2 separate regions of the Homo sapiens genome follow, and region 2 is linked to region 1. The links are chromatin contacts, found by Hi-C or POLR2A ChIA-PET in ENCODE. All regions are on one chromosome and are shown on one strand. Each heading gives the region's core, a stretch centred on a gene start or an enhancer-like site at or near the end of the contact. The rest is flanking DNA. Distances are from core to core; before and after follow the strand shown.

Region 1 (7,279 bases), core at 1,045-3,544:
AACTCCCACTGTGGCCTTATCAGCCCTTCCCCTCCCCTGCACTCCCTTCCTGCCCAGGCAACCCGTGGTCGGCATCTATCCCTCCATGTTGGTCTGCATATTCTAGATTCTCATGTAAGTCAGATCTTAGAGGACACTCCCTTCTTTGTGTGGCCTCCTGCACTTGGCACAATTCTTTCCAGATTCGCCCATATGCTGCAGGTTACCAGGTGCTCCCTTTCCTGGCTGAGCAGTATCCCCACAGAAGGGTGCACCCCAGTCTGTTCATCCATCTGCTTGTTGATGGCCACGTTCCCAATGTTCAGCTGCCATAAACATGTGTGTGCAAGTCTTTGTGTGGACAAATATTTTCACTTCTCTTTGGTAAATATCTACATGTGGAAGGGCTAGCTCATGTGATAATTGTATGTTTAACTTTTAAGAAAGTGCCCCGCTTTTCCAAAGCAGGAGTACCATTTCACATTTCTACCAGGGGTGTGTGAGAGCCTGAGTTCCCACCCCCGCCCTCACTGTGCCTTGGGTGGTCGCCTTCCAAAGGGCAGCCTCCTAGGAGAGCATGTGGTGTCTCACCACGGTGTTCAACTGCATGTGTGTCATGACTGATGACGTCGACTGAGCATCTTTTCATGTGTTATTTGCTTCAGGAATCTCTTCTTTGTTCAAATCTTTTGTCCTTTTAAAAAAATTGTTTTCTTGAGTTTTGAGAGTTCTTTACATATTCCGGATAATCTGACAAAGGACTCATATCGAGAATTCCCAAGAAAATGACCAACAACCCAACAGGGCAAAAGATTTGCACAAACCTGTTATAGAAGAGGATATCCCACTGGCCAACAGATGTACAAAAGGTGCCAAACATGCTGGGTGCAGTGGCTCACGCCTGTAATCCCAGCACTTGGGGAGGCAGAGGCAGGCGGATCACGAGGTCAGGAGCTCGAGACCATCCTGGCTAAAATGGTGAAACCCGTCTCTACTAAAAATGCAAAAAATTAGCCGGGCGTGGTGGTGGGCACCTGTAGTCCCAGCTACTTGGGAGGCTGAGGCAGGAGAATGGCGTGAACCCAGGAGGCGGAGCTTGCAGTGAGCCAAGATCGCACCACTGCACTCCAGCCTGGGCAACAGAGTGAGACTCCATCTCAAAAAAAAAAAAAGAAAAAGGTGCCAAACTTATTTAGTCAGGAAAGTTCTTACTTAGAAATGCAAAGTAAAACATCAATTGATACCCACCAGGAGGCTTAAAATCAAGAGGACAATGCCAAGTGTTGGTTAGAACGTGGACTAACTGTCCCACACTGCTGGAGAGACTATAAACCAGTACGGCCAGTTTGGAGAAATAGTTGGCAAACCCAGCAATCCCACTCCTAGGTATATTTCCAAGAGAAATCAGTGCATATATCCATTAAGAGACCTGTCCAAGAATGTTCAAAGCAGCTTTACTCACAGTAGCCAAAAACGAGAAACAAACACCATGTCTGTGAACAGGAGAAGAAATAAATTATGGTGTATTCATTTAATGGAAGGCTATAAAGAAAAAAGAAGAAAATACCAATCCACGTAGCAACACAGATGAATCTCTCAGTCATTAAGCAAAGAAGCCAGCTAAACGATTCCATTTAAACAAACTTCAAAAACAGGCAAAACACTAATCTACAGTGATGGAAGTGAAACTAGCGTGGTCACCAGGAGGAGTGGTATCAATGGGGAAGCAGCGGGAGGGACTTTCTTGGATGCTGAAATGTTCTTTCACGTGGGTGGTGGCTGTGTGAGTAGATACATACGTAAATCTCATTGTGTTGTATACACCTAAGATTTGTGCATTTTGCACACAGAAATTATACTTCAATTAAAACAAATAAACAAGGCTGGGGGCGGTGGCTCACGCCTGTAATCCCAGCACTTTGGGAGGCCGACATGGGTGATCACCTGAGGTTGGGAGTTTGAGACCAGCCTGGCCAACATGGCAAAACCCCTTCTCTACTAAAATACAAAAATTAGCCAGGCGTGGTGGTGGGCATCTGTAATCCCAGCTACTCGGGAGGCTGAGGCAGGAGAATTGCTTGAACCCGGGAGGCAGAGGCTGCAGTGAGCCAAAATCACACCACTGCACTCCAGCCAGGGCGACAGAGTGAGACTCAGTCTCAAAAATAAACAAACAAACAAAACCAGAATGAGATACCTCTACACGGCCACCAGAATGGCTATTTGAAAAAGAGGACAAGCACTGGTGATGAGGTGGAGTAATGGGAACTTGGCCTCTGCTGGTAGAGCACAAATACAAACACTGTGAAAAATCCATGAACACTGAACCCAGGCACACCTGGATGCCCCAGCAAGTCCACCCCTGGACAGCCCTGAGGGAAATGCCTACATCTCTTCACCAAAAGACAGGTTCTTGAATACCTACAGTAACATTTTTGTAATGACGCTGAGCTGGCGTCTACCCGGACGCCCATCACCAGGAGGGCAGGGAACTAAATTGCGGGACATTCACAAAATGGAATTACCATGCAGCAACAAGGAAGAACGTGCCGCAGAATTGGAAGAACCGCACAAAACGAAATGGCGACGAGAAGGAGCCAGTAACACAGGAGTAAATACCGTGTGAGGCCACAGATGAAGCAGCAACGCAGAAATACCCATTCTACAGAACAGCTGGTGTTCACGGTCAGAACTGGTTACTTCTGGAGAGCAGAAGGTGGTGTGAAGATGAAAGGGGTTCTGGGGCACAGGTCATTGTTTCCTGAGCTGGCGGCAGGTCACACAATCTGCTCAGTTTGTGAAAACTGAGTTAATATAGATGCACTTTTATTTCTATACATGTATATGCATATATACACACATGCATGCATATATATGTGTGTATATATATGTAATTCTCCAATAAAAACATTTTTTAAATGAAATAGGGAAAGGTAATAGGTAGTGGTGGGTGCGGTTTTGACTTTAATCAAGATTGTCAGGTAAGATTTCATGAAGATAACATCTGAGTCAAAACCTTGATGAGATAAAGGAGGAAGTGCATTCCAGGCAGAAGGAACAGCAAGCACAAGGGCCCTGATGGCGCTGGGAGGCCCTGAGTGTGCAGGGAGCAGCAGGAAGGCCAGTGCGCCTGCAGCAGTGACAGAGAGGAGGGGAGCAGGAGATGGGCTTGCCGAGGCAAAGGGGGGGTCCAGGTTGCTAATGTGTCGAATGCTTTAATGATATAAGGGTCAAAAAAAGTACAAGGTTTGAGAACCTACAGTCAACACGTGTCACTGAATCTTCATTCCTTTTGCACTTACAGGTTTGTCTTCCTTTTTATATAACTTCTTTCAAAGGTAAATAAAATCAGGCACGTCTAAGAATAAACATAAGTACAAAGCCCAGGGTACTTGTTTTTCCCCCCTTTTAAACACTGTCACATATTTACGCAGCTATCTGTGTTACTGAGCCACCTTCTTACCTGGGGTTGGGTTGACTCATGCACAGTGGTTGGCACAGCAGGCAGTCAAGATATGAGAGTCAATATTAATAATATTCTCAAAAGAGTATGAATTGCACAATTTAATTTACCGACATCCCTTCCCAATTTGGTGGCACCAGACGTGGCTTAAAGAGTTAAACAATTTGGACTTTTCACTATGTGATGAGTTACTTCCCCTCTACTGAGGATGACTAACATCTTTCAAGTTTTTGGATAGACAATACATGCACAGAGTACCAAATTCGTAACAGGGGAGGAGGACGCTAGAGAAACCAGTGTCTCAGCTCCCTAGCTCTCCTTTCTGTAGGCAGCCGCTGCGCCAGCTTCCAGGGTGTTGAGGTTTGATTTGAATAGGCTTAAGATATCCTTTCTCTGGTGCTAGTATGCTGCTTTTAATTTTGCAGCCTCATTTAGGGTTAGATACGGTCATATTAAGTTGATGGGAAGGAGACAGAGCCAGCCTGAATGTCCTGGGTGATGAGGATTGAAGTCATGGGGTCTAAAAAGGTTCTGGAAGACGAAGAGTGGGAACGACAAACCGAGAGGAGGAAAATCATCTGCAAATAAAGCCTCCATTGCTGATCCCTTCTATCTCAGCCACAGCAGCTCAGGAGGAACGTCGTGCCCAGTGTCTCGAAAAGGCCTGGAGCCGAAGCACTCTGCCAGCTCTTTTCATAAACGCAGAAGCAAAACAGAGCTGCCTGGTCTATGGGCATCTGCGAAACTTGGATACTAAACGCCTGTGTCCTACCCAACAGCCTGTTCTAACGTGACGGGCTTTCTTAGGAGAAGATATCTGCCATCAAACTCTGCCTATGAATTAAAGCAGAGGGCCAGGCTCCGAATCACGTCACAAGTGGAAGAGACCTCAGAGGCTCATCAGTGGCTCTCAATACAGGCCAGGCTCAGAATCACCTAAGGAGCCTCCCACAGAGCTGGCAGAGTCCTCCCCTCCCTTCATCCCTCACACTACCTGGACAGGTTACCCAGGGGCACAGGGCCCAGACCCGTACTGTGGAAAAGGTCCGTACAGCTAGGCTTAATGCAGCCATTCTGCCTGCCAGCTGGAGAGACAGAAACTGCCGGTGGCTATGGGGCAGCTCCCCTGGTGGGAAGGCCCTGGACACAGCTGGCAAGTATAGCCCTGGGGGCTAACAATGGGTCTTTTGATTTTTTTTTATGAGACTGGGTTTCACCCTGTCATCCAGGTTAGACCGCTCATTGCAGCCTCAACCTCCTGGGCTTCAGCAATCCTTGCTCAGGCTGGTCTCTAACTCCTAGGCTCAAGTGATCTTCCCATCTCAGCCTCCCAAAGTGCTGGGATTACAGGTGTGAGCCACCGCGCCCAGCCAACAAATGGGTCTTAACCAGAGTGAACACTGACTCTGGACTGGGCTTTGCTTGCCTGGTGGAAGAGGCCAGTGCTCAGAGTGCTATAGAAAGAACAGAACAGAAGACACTGCTCGGATCTGGACACCGACCGTCATTTCCTCAGACCAGGGGACACACTGTACATCCCACGGTGTCCAACAACGGGCAGAGACGCATCCTCCTCGGAGTGAGTCTGACAGAGCAGCGGAACGGGGAGTTAAAACCCTGGCTAAGACAGGGGCGATGAAAGCATGAAGGGCTGGCCCACATTCAACGGCTAAAGGACGTCCCCATTCGATGTTCCTGTTTTGTGGATCAGGGAAAGAGGGGCTGGGAAGGAGGCTGGTGTGACCACACAATTCTTGCCGAGAGAGGAGCAGGCTGGCATAAGGATTACACATTTTTCTTCCTTCCTTGCATCACCTCAGCTTGGCCACCCTGCTCCCACTTGGTGCAGTGATCCTAGGACCAGGTCTTGCAACCCCAGTGCTGGAAGCAGAGCTGGTTCCTAAGCAAGAAACTGTACTGTTTTTAAACCTTACGTCGGGGCCAGGAGAGGTGGCTCATGCCTGTAATCCAGGGACTTTGGGAGGCTGAGGTGGGAGGATCACTTGAACCTGAAAGTTCAAGCCTGCAGTGAGCTGTGACTGTGCAGCTGTGCTTCAGCCTGGGTGACAGAGACTCTGTCTCAATAATAAAATAAGAATAAACCTTACACTGGAATTCCAAGGACCTGATGGGGGTGGGTTGTGCCTTTACCCCATCTGGGAGAACTGGGGTTCACGGTGACTGCAGCTGTACTTCCTGGTGGTAAATACAGCCCCCTAGTCCTGCACCTGTGTAGCCCTACCCTATCTGAATGGGAGTGGACTGAGGGGAGACACTGGCTAGGTTATTGCTGCCTGCAATCCAGACCAGCACAGTGACTGAACCTAATGCTCCTTTCAAACGTGGACGCTTGGGTATAAATGAAGAAAAGGAGGACTAGTAGCAGAGGGTAACGGAATGAATAAATGGGCCATATGATAGAAATCCAATGGTATATTAATACCTCGAAAGCAGCTTCAAAACAAGAGATGATATTGTCTCTTAGTTCAATTATACCAGATGCCTGAAAGGGCGAAGCTATATGTTTGGAAATGGAAAGGAAGACCAAATGTATACTTCACAATATCACAACACTGTTATGAATGGAATGGCTGTGCCTCCCCAAATTCCTATCCCTAATTCCCAGTGGGATGGTATCTGGAGGTGGGGTCTTTGGGAGGTGATTAGGGTTAGAAGAGGTCATAGGTGGGAGCATGACCTGATTAGTGCCCTTATAAGAAGACGGAGAGACATCAGAGCTTCTCTCTCTCTCCACCATGTGAGGAAGCAGCAGGAAGGTGGCTGTCTGCAAGTCAGGAAGAGAGCCCTCACCAGGAACCCCACCGGCCAGCACCTTGATCTTGGGTTCACAGCCTCTGAACTGTGAAAAATATATGTCTGTTTTCAAGCCACACAGTGTGTGGAACTGTTATGGCAGCTCCAGCTAAGACAGAAAACATGATGAAAATACTACTCCTGGGGAATCTGCCCACTCAGATGTGAAAGGCTCATAAATAAACTCAGATTTGTTTCTAAACCTTGAACTCATAAGCAAGGAAATTTTAAAAAGATCAACTAAAACTTGTGAGGTGTCCCTGGTGATCCCAGCAAAGATGTCTTCCAACTTCAGAAGAGGAGGGCCTTTCAATCTCCTATTTACCAAACAGCAAATCACAACTGCACTCACATCACAGGAATGTCTCCGAGGAAATGCTCAAACACGAGCTACACTATGCCGCCTTAGCGGCATAGTCTTTTCCAAAGACTCGCTGGGATACATGTGTCCAGTTGTTAATACTGGTCTGCTAGAAGGTTTAGTGAGAAGAGACTTAAAAAAAAGCATATTTCGCCACAATTTTTTCAAAAAGAGAAAAGAAAAAAGTCATAACAACTTAATAAATCAAGCATTTCATTTGGCTTAAACGCAAAATTCTCACAAAACCTCTCCTAAGAACAGCCAGAATAGGGCAGGCCTTGCTTTTTCACAAGAGCAGGCTGGCTTCTGAGTCTCCGATCACCACTTATGGATTGCATCAGCCCATCTGTGCCACCTCCCTCCTATCTCTTTTGAGAATTTCATCTTTCATTCAAAACCACCCAAGTTAAAGTCTGATTTCTTCCATGACACTCACACCAACAGCTCCCTACTTACATAGAGCTGGAGGCTAAATTGTGATCATCTCTCCACAAGTTGGGTAATACAGGCCCCTACTTCAGGAGTTCAGACCCCTGGCTCTCAGGGAGATGAATGGAAGAAAATCGTTCCTCCTATAGCTCATAGCCCACTGCTGAGCACAAAAGAAATTCAAAATCAGAGAGCCAGGTAGGTAAACAAATACTACTTGCTAAGCATGGTGC
Region 2 (6,952 bases), core at 746-3,245, 320 kb after region 1:
AGAAGGGGTCTCCCTGTGTCCCGGCTGGTCTTGGACTCAAGGGATCCTCCCACCTCAGCCTCCTAAAGTACGGGGATTACAGATGTAAGCCACCACACCCAGCCACAAATTTCTACAAAGAAGAGTTACACAGTGTTCTCACAGTCTACAGTAGGAGGGTTGGACTCGCTCAAAAGGAGGGGAGCTTCTCTGAGGAAGTGGCCCAAAAGATGAGAGAGAGTCAATTAGGTTTTTAAAAAAAAAAAAAAAAAAAAGCCATCCAGGCTGGGGAATGAGCATTTGCAAAGGCCCTGTGGCAGGGGGCTCATGGCAAGCAGGAGGTCAGAGTGGAAAGGGAGGGGCGCAGGGCAAGAAGAGATGTGGAGGGGGCAAGGGCCAGGCTTGGAGGGTCAAGTTAAGACACTTTAGTCTTTATCCTAAGAGTAATGGGAACCCCTGAAGGATGTAAAGGGAGTAACTTGGTCAAATTTGTGTTTTAGAAAGACCAGCTGGGGCATGCCTGGTGGCTCATGCCTGTAATCCCAGCACTTTGGGAAGCTGAGTCAGGAGAATCACTTGAGGCCATGAGTTCGAGAACAGTCTGGGCAAAACAGTGAGACCCCAGCTCTACAAAAAATAATTAGCCAGGCGTGAAGGTACACACCTGTAGTCCCAGCTACTCAGGAGGCTGAGGTGGGAGAATTGCTTGAACCCGGGAGTTCAAGGCTTCAGTGAGCTACAATCCTGCCCCTGCACTCCAGCCTGGGCGACAAGAGAGAAACCCTATCTTAAAAAAATAAAAATAAAGGCCACCCTGGCTGCTCGCAGGGGGCTGGACTGCCCCCACCACATGGCCCTGCAGAAATGAAGGCCTAGTCCCTGGGTGGTGGGAGGGCTGCTGGCAGAAAGTCCCGGCTCCCCATCCTTCAGGGATAGTGGCTGTGGGGAACGTGCTGGCTCTGAGGCATACTCCATTCCAGGACAGCCAGCAGCTGATGCATGATCAACGAGGGGTAAAAAGGCCCAGACTCAGCTCTGAGGGTCTCCCCACCCCATTTCCAGATTCCCTTCAGGGTTGTCTGAAGCCTTCACGGAGGCTGCCTCAAAGCTCAATATCCTTCCTGCCTAATTCTGTACTTTTCCCTTCCCCGGATGCCAGTCCTAAGAGAACCCCTTGACAGATCTCCTGCACAGTCTCCTCCCTCTCTGAGTCTGCTTCCTGGGGCACCCACCCCTCCACCCTCCGGCAGGAGAAGGGATCAGAGACAGTACAGAGTGGAGGAGGGGATGGGCTCTCTAAGTCAGATGGAGCGAGCTCACGGCCTGCACTGGGTGGTGACGGAAGAGACCCAGGCAAGGAGGGCGCCTGTCAGGGCTAAATCATGTCCCCACAAACGATGTTAAACCTCCAAAAGATCATGTCCTAACCCCCAATGCCTGCAAATGCCATCTTATTTGGAAACAGGGTCTTTGCAGATAATCAAGTCAAGATGAGGTTCTTAGGGTGGGCCCTAAACCAAGATGACTAGTGTCTTCATGAAAAGGGAAATTTGGACACAGACACACAGGAGAGCACACGTGAGGATGAAGGTGGAGATCAGAGGGATGCGTCTACAAGTCGAGGATCACTGCAGATTGTGGAGAACCACCGGGAGCTGGGGAGAGGCCTGGGGCAGGTTCTCTGCCCCCAGAAGGAACCAACCCTACCAACACCTTGATCTTGGACCTCTGGCCTCCAGCCCCATGAGGCCATACATTTCTGTTGTTTAAGTTGCCCTGTTTGTGGTACTTTGTCGTGGCAGGCCCAGCATACTAATATAGGACCCAAGAGGTAGCTGGGGAAAGATTGGGCAAACTGTGTGCATGGCATCATTACTCAGGTCAAAAATTTGAAATGAAGCTCAAACTTAAAAATATTGGTAAGTATGAAAAAAAAAGCATGATAAAAAAAAAAAAAAGAAAAGCTATTGCTGCTAAAGGAAGAAGGGTAGGGTTTCCCCACCTCCATCAGCTTGCAAAAATGAGGCTGGTGACGTGGCTGTGGGTCTCATTTCCTGCACGGCCTGTTGGGGTTTGTGTAGTTTCTGGGCACTCAGCTTGAGAGGCTGACCTCCCAAAGGCATTGGGAGCCTGCGGGAGCCAGCCAGGGGGAGCACAGCTGTGCAGCCATGCCTGTTTGTCCTGACCCTACAGCAGGACGCAGGCGCCCCACCACCCAGAACCCCAGAACCGGATGTAGGAGGTGGTGAGAGCTGCATTGGTTGATTTCCTATTTTCTTCCTTCCTATTTTTTTTTTTTTAATTTTTTAGAGCAAGGTCTTGCTCTGTTGCCCACGCTGGAGTGCAGTGGTTCAATCATAGCTCACTGCAGCCTCTACCTCCCGGGCTCAAGCAATCCTCCTGCCTTAGCCTCCTGAGTAGCTGAGACCACAGATGCATGCCACCATGCTCGGCTAATTTTTAATTTTTTTTTTTTTTTTTGTAGAAAAGGGGGGTCTTGCTATGTGGCTCAGGCTGGTCTCAAACTCTGAAGCTCAAGTGATCCTCCCACGTTGGCTGCCCAAAGTGTGGGGATTATAGGCGTGAGGCACCGCACCTGGCCTGATCTCCTATTTCAGTAATGTATCACCTCCTGTGCAAAGAAGGAAGATTGTTGCAAATTAAACATAAAAACATGAAAGCTTTTCAAGCTGGGTATCTAAGTAGCCTTTTCATTCCCACCAACTCCATGACAGATTCCTATATGTGTTGTGCATAACCATTATTAAAATAACAATATCGCCCTGTTGGAAGAATTCAGAATGTCACTAGAACATTCTAAAGATAAAGGCCAAAAAAAACCCAAACCCCCCCCCCACACACACAAAAAACACAACCAAGCTTTATCTTTGGAACAGAATAAGGTTAAAAAAAATTAAAATAATCACAAAGGTATGATTTAATCTTTACAATGTTATAAATATTAATATGAAAAAGACTTTATATTGGGAAACATTATTATACAGTATAACGCTAATTTTATGAAAATCAATTCATTTAGTGCTCATACATTTTTTACCTCTCTCTTTGGCTTTTGCTGACGATTTACGTCTTATCATTTTCTACTTCAACACCTACCACCTTGCACTGGGGTACAGTGCAGGATTTGGACATCACAATTTTTTCTTCAGTAATGCCCCAAGGTTTCCCACAGATAAGAGGAGAAGGTTGGCCAGGTGTGGTGGCTCATACCTGTAATGGCAGCACTTTGGAAGGCTGAGGTGGGAGGATCACTTGAGCCTGGGTGTTTGAAATCAGTCTGGGTAACATAATGAGACCTCATCTCTATTAAAATTAAAAAACTAGCCAGGCATGGTGGTGAACACCTATAGTCCCAGCTACTCGGGAGGCTGAGGCAGGAGGATCACTTGAGCCCAGGAGGTTGAGGCTGCAGTGAGCCATGATTGTACCACTGCACTCCAGTCTGGGCCCCAGAGCAAGATCCTATCTCAAAAACAGCAACAACAAAAGAATAGGATGTTGCCAAAATAGGACAAACAACTGAGCTGAACGTTGGATGTTTTTAATCATAAGCATGGCTTGATTTACATCACTCCCTTCAGAAATGCAAAGGCTTCAGACATCGAGCCAAAGGCAAAACCATTGCAGGTATGTGGGGCCGGGAGAGCCCCAGCGAAGTCAGCTTGGTGCCCACTCCAGGCAGGCACAGGGCCAGCCCTGCTATGCTCCTTATCTCCTTTAATCCCCTAGCAACCCCAGAAGGTAGGTTTGTGATGATCCACACTCTGCAGATGAGGAAACTGAGGTTCAAGAGAGTTACTAACTTGCCCCTGGACATGCCCCTGGGAAGTGGCCGGGATGAGTTGGAAACCCATATCTACTTAGCTCCATGGTCCGGCTCTGTGTGCACTAAGACATCAATTACCCCCCGGGACTGGAAACCAGAAGGAGGCGGGCAATAGGTTGTGTTTGCTGACGGATCCCACCCAGAACTGATCCTACTGGATCTCCCTTAGGGAGACTCAGGAATCCTCACTACAGTGAATTACATGCACAGTTTTGGTGGCCAGAGGGGCATTTAGATGATGGCTACAGGAGTGCTTTTTTGAAAGCTTCATTAACTATACAAGTCAATACCCTATTGCAATTTCCATGAAATGGGTAATTCGGTGAAGTTCTTTTTTAACAAAATGTTGCATCAATGAGGGAATTCAGGGTGGGAGATCAACAGGAAGTTACAGTTGGAACCAATTTCAACCCACATAGAAAGATCCGGAAGCCTTGCAAGGAGACCATCACAGTAATCCGGCGTGAGAGTGCCGAGGCGTAGCTGCTGGAATCATCGCCCATTTTTCTAATTTGCAGCCTAGGAGCTGATCGTGCAACCCTGTTAGGGAGCTAATATAGGATGAAGATGGGACAAGTTGGTGTCGAGAGTAACACGCCGGCTCCTTAGCGGAGGTCTGAAGAACAATCGAGTTGAATTAATTTCTAAGAGACCCCATGACAGATTCTTGATGATGATCCCCAATTAGGGAAACCTCGGTTTCGTTTTTGTTTAATGTCAGGAAGTTAAGAGGCTGTGGGCGGATGGCTGTGAAAGACACGGAGGGTGAAAGCCTTGCCTCTCTTGAAACGTATGGGGCCGTGGCTGCAGGTCCTTTCATGCCTTCTCCAAAGAGGAAGTCGTGAAATCTGTGTGTCTCAGCCCATGTCCAAAGAGGGAAACGCTGTGATGAGAAGATACAGCGGTTCAACTCATTCTGGAGCCCACAGAGGCTTAAAAGAGGGGGAGAATCTGTTTCATGAAAAAGGGAAAGATTCAGTCTTGAACCAGATGAATGTGCCTGGGTGAAAATGCGTCAGTGGTACCAGAAAATCCAGACAGAATCCTTCCTCTGGGTTTTTCCCAAATCAACAAGTGTCTTTGGTTGCTGGGACGCAGGGAGAGAGCTGTTCATGGAGGAGCGTGGGAGGTCACATTCTTGAGGCCTGTTTAGTTTATCCTGTTAAAAGGAGGAGATGTGAGGCCAGGCACAGTGGCTCACACCTGTAATTCCAGCACTTTGGGAGGCCAAGGCAGGTGGATCACTTGAGGTCAGAGGATTGAGACAAGCCTGGCCAACATGGTGAAATCCCATCTCTACTAAAAATAAAACAAACAAACAAACAGAAACGCCTGGCGTGTTGGCTCACGCCTGTAATCCCAGCACTTTGGGAGGCTGAGGCAGGCGGATCACCTGATGTCAGGAGTTCAAGACCAGCCTGACCAACATGGAGAAACCCCGTCTCTACTAAAAATACAAAATTAGCCAGGGGTGGCTATGCATGCCTGTAATCCCAGGTACTCAGGAGGCTGAAGCAGGAGAATCGCTTGAACCCAGGAGGCTGAGGTTGCAGTGAGCCGAGATAGTGCCATTGCACTCCAGCCTCGGCAACAGAGTGAGACTCCATCTCAAAATAATAATAATAATAATAATAATAATAATAATAATACACCATATATTAGGGAAGAGATTTTTGTTTTTTTTTTAAACCACTTTCAGTCTCTTGATATCTCATTGCAAGTAAATAACCAAAGTACAGCCTGGTCTGGACAGGAGATCACCTCAATTTGGGGCAGCTCACACAATACAGTCTAAAATGTGGATGTTGCTGGGGGCGACCTCATTAGTCAGGCAGTCACCCCTGTGAGAGGGCGATGCGTCCCACTGCCAAGACGCTCAAGTACCAATATGGAATGCCAGTCCCTTAAAAGATTTTCCCTCCCTACGTCCCTGCGAAAGAGAGGCTGCCTGGATAATAGTCTTTCAATGTGTTGTGAAAAAAAAAATAGTGTTTCTAGCAAAAGTGTTAAAGTTTTATGGGAAAGTAAATTACTGTCTACCTGGTATAGATGCTTTTCGCGATGTAGCAGGCATTAATTACACATCTGAATGTGACAAGATCAGTCTTCGGTTTACTGAATTGAAGACGGTCTGCTCACCAGGAGGGGGTTTTCCTGAATATCATCAGGGTTCCTCCTCCTACTCCATGTCCGGTTTTACTGTGTACTCCTGGGATGGGATCTGAGGCTGGAAAGAGCTAGAAAACCCCTCCGAGTCCCCCCAGAGAGATGGTAGCCTGTACACCCAGGTGGATTTTGGTCACTGAAAGAATCAGTCTTCTTTTTTTCTCATCTTAAAATATCTGGACAAGGAAGTGGCTAGGATTATTGTGGGAGAAACTAGCTCATTGGTGGTTCTGGGATATGAACCCAGGATTCTCGGCCAGCATTCCAGCAACAGGGACTGATATGCTTTGGCTGTGTCCCCACCCAAATCTCATCTTGAATTGTAGCTCCCATCGTTCTCACGTGTTGTGGGAGGACCCGGCGGGAGATAATTGAATCGTGGGGGCGGTTTCCCCCCATACTGTTCTCATGGTAGTGAATCAGTGTCATGAGGTCTGATTTTATAAGGGGGAACCTCTTTTGCTTGGTTCTCATTCTCTCTTGCTTGCTGCCATGTAAGACGTGCCTTTTGCCTTCTGCCATGATTGTGAGGCCTCCCCAGCCATGTGGAACTGAGTCCGTTAAACCTCTTTGTCTTTATGAATCACTCAGTCTTGGGTATGTCTTTATCAGCAGTGTGAAAATGAACTAATACAAGGACCTTCCCACCCTGCACTCCACAAACACCTTTCAGCAGGCTTTTGTGACTCCCAATTTGAAAGTGCTGCATTCGTTCCTGATGTGAAATGATTTGCGTATAAAGGTAATACAAATCTGAACATTGCTTTTTTGCATCTCACAGAAGCAGAAACATTCTTCTAGAAGAATATGCAACGGCAGAGGATAAAAATGGCCTTTTGAGTCTTTCAGTCATGAAAAGATCTCCCCACCAAAAATACATGAGACCTCTTACCCTAGAACAGTGTTTCCCAAAGTAAGTTCAGTGTTGGTCACCTGTAGACAGGTTGGCTTCCAATACCC

Evidence for each region. Hi-C counts contacts between places; a loop is a spot of excess contacts on that map. ChIA-PET counts read pairs that join two places held with the same protein, here RNA polymerase II (POLR2A). Pooled maps may share reads with other maps.
Region 2: a pooled map shows a loop between it and region 1 (6-fold over the local background). The contact joins two enhancer-like sites. A Hi-C loop is called at or near these places in 7 of 50 pooled maps. POLR2A ChIA-PET finds 5 or more read pairs at or near these places in 2 of 52 experiments (CD8-positive, alpha-beta memory T cell and activated T-cell).

What each region holds. Positions count from the first base shown.
Region 1 is chr7:2,771,422-2,778,700 of GRCh38, forward strand. All of the region lies in intron 2 of GNA12 (G protein subunit alpha 12), which reads right to left. Among named protein-coding and RNA genes, the nearest start is that of GNA12, 69 kb to the right of the region's middle. RefSeq lists a silencer at 25-169 and an enhancer at 1,506-1,555. Within about 2 kb of position 2,295, at least 6 of the 41 ENCODE cell types and tissues checked have a DNase peak (open chromatin) inside an H3K27ac peak, as active enhancers do.
Region 2 is chr7:3,090,601-3,097,552 of GRCh38, forward strand. LOC105375130 (a long non-coding RNA gene) reads right to left here. Exons shown (of 2, transcript XR_007060191.1): 2 at 3,526-4,985. Among named protein-coding and RNA genes, the nearest start is that of CARD11, 50 kb to the left of the region's middle. Within about 2 kb of position 1,996, at least 9 of the 41 ENCODE cell types and tissues checked have a DNase peak (open chromatin) inside an H3K27ac peak, as active enhancers do.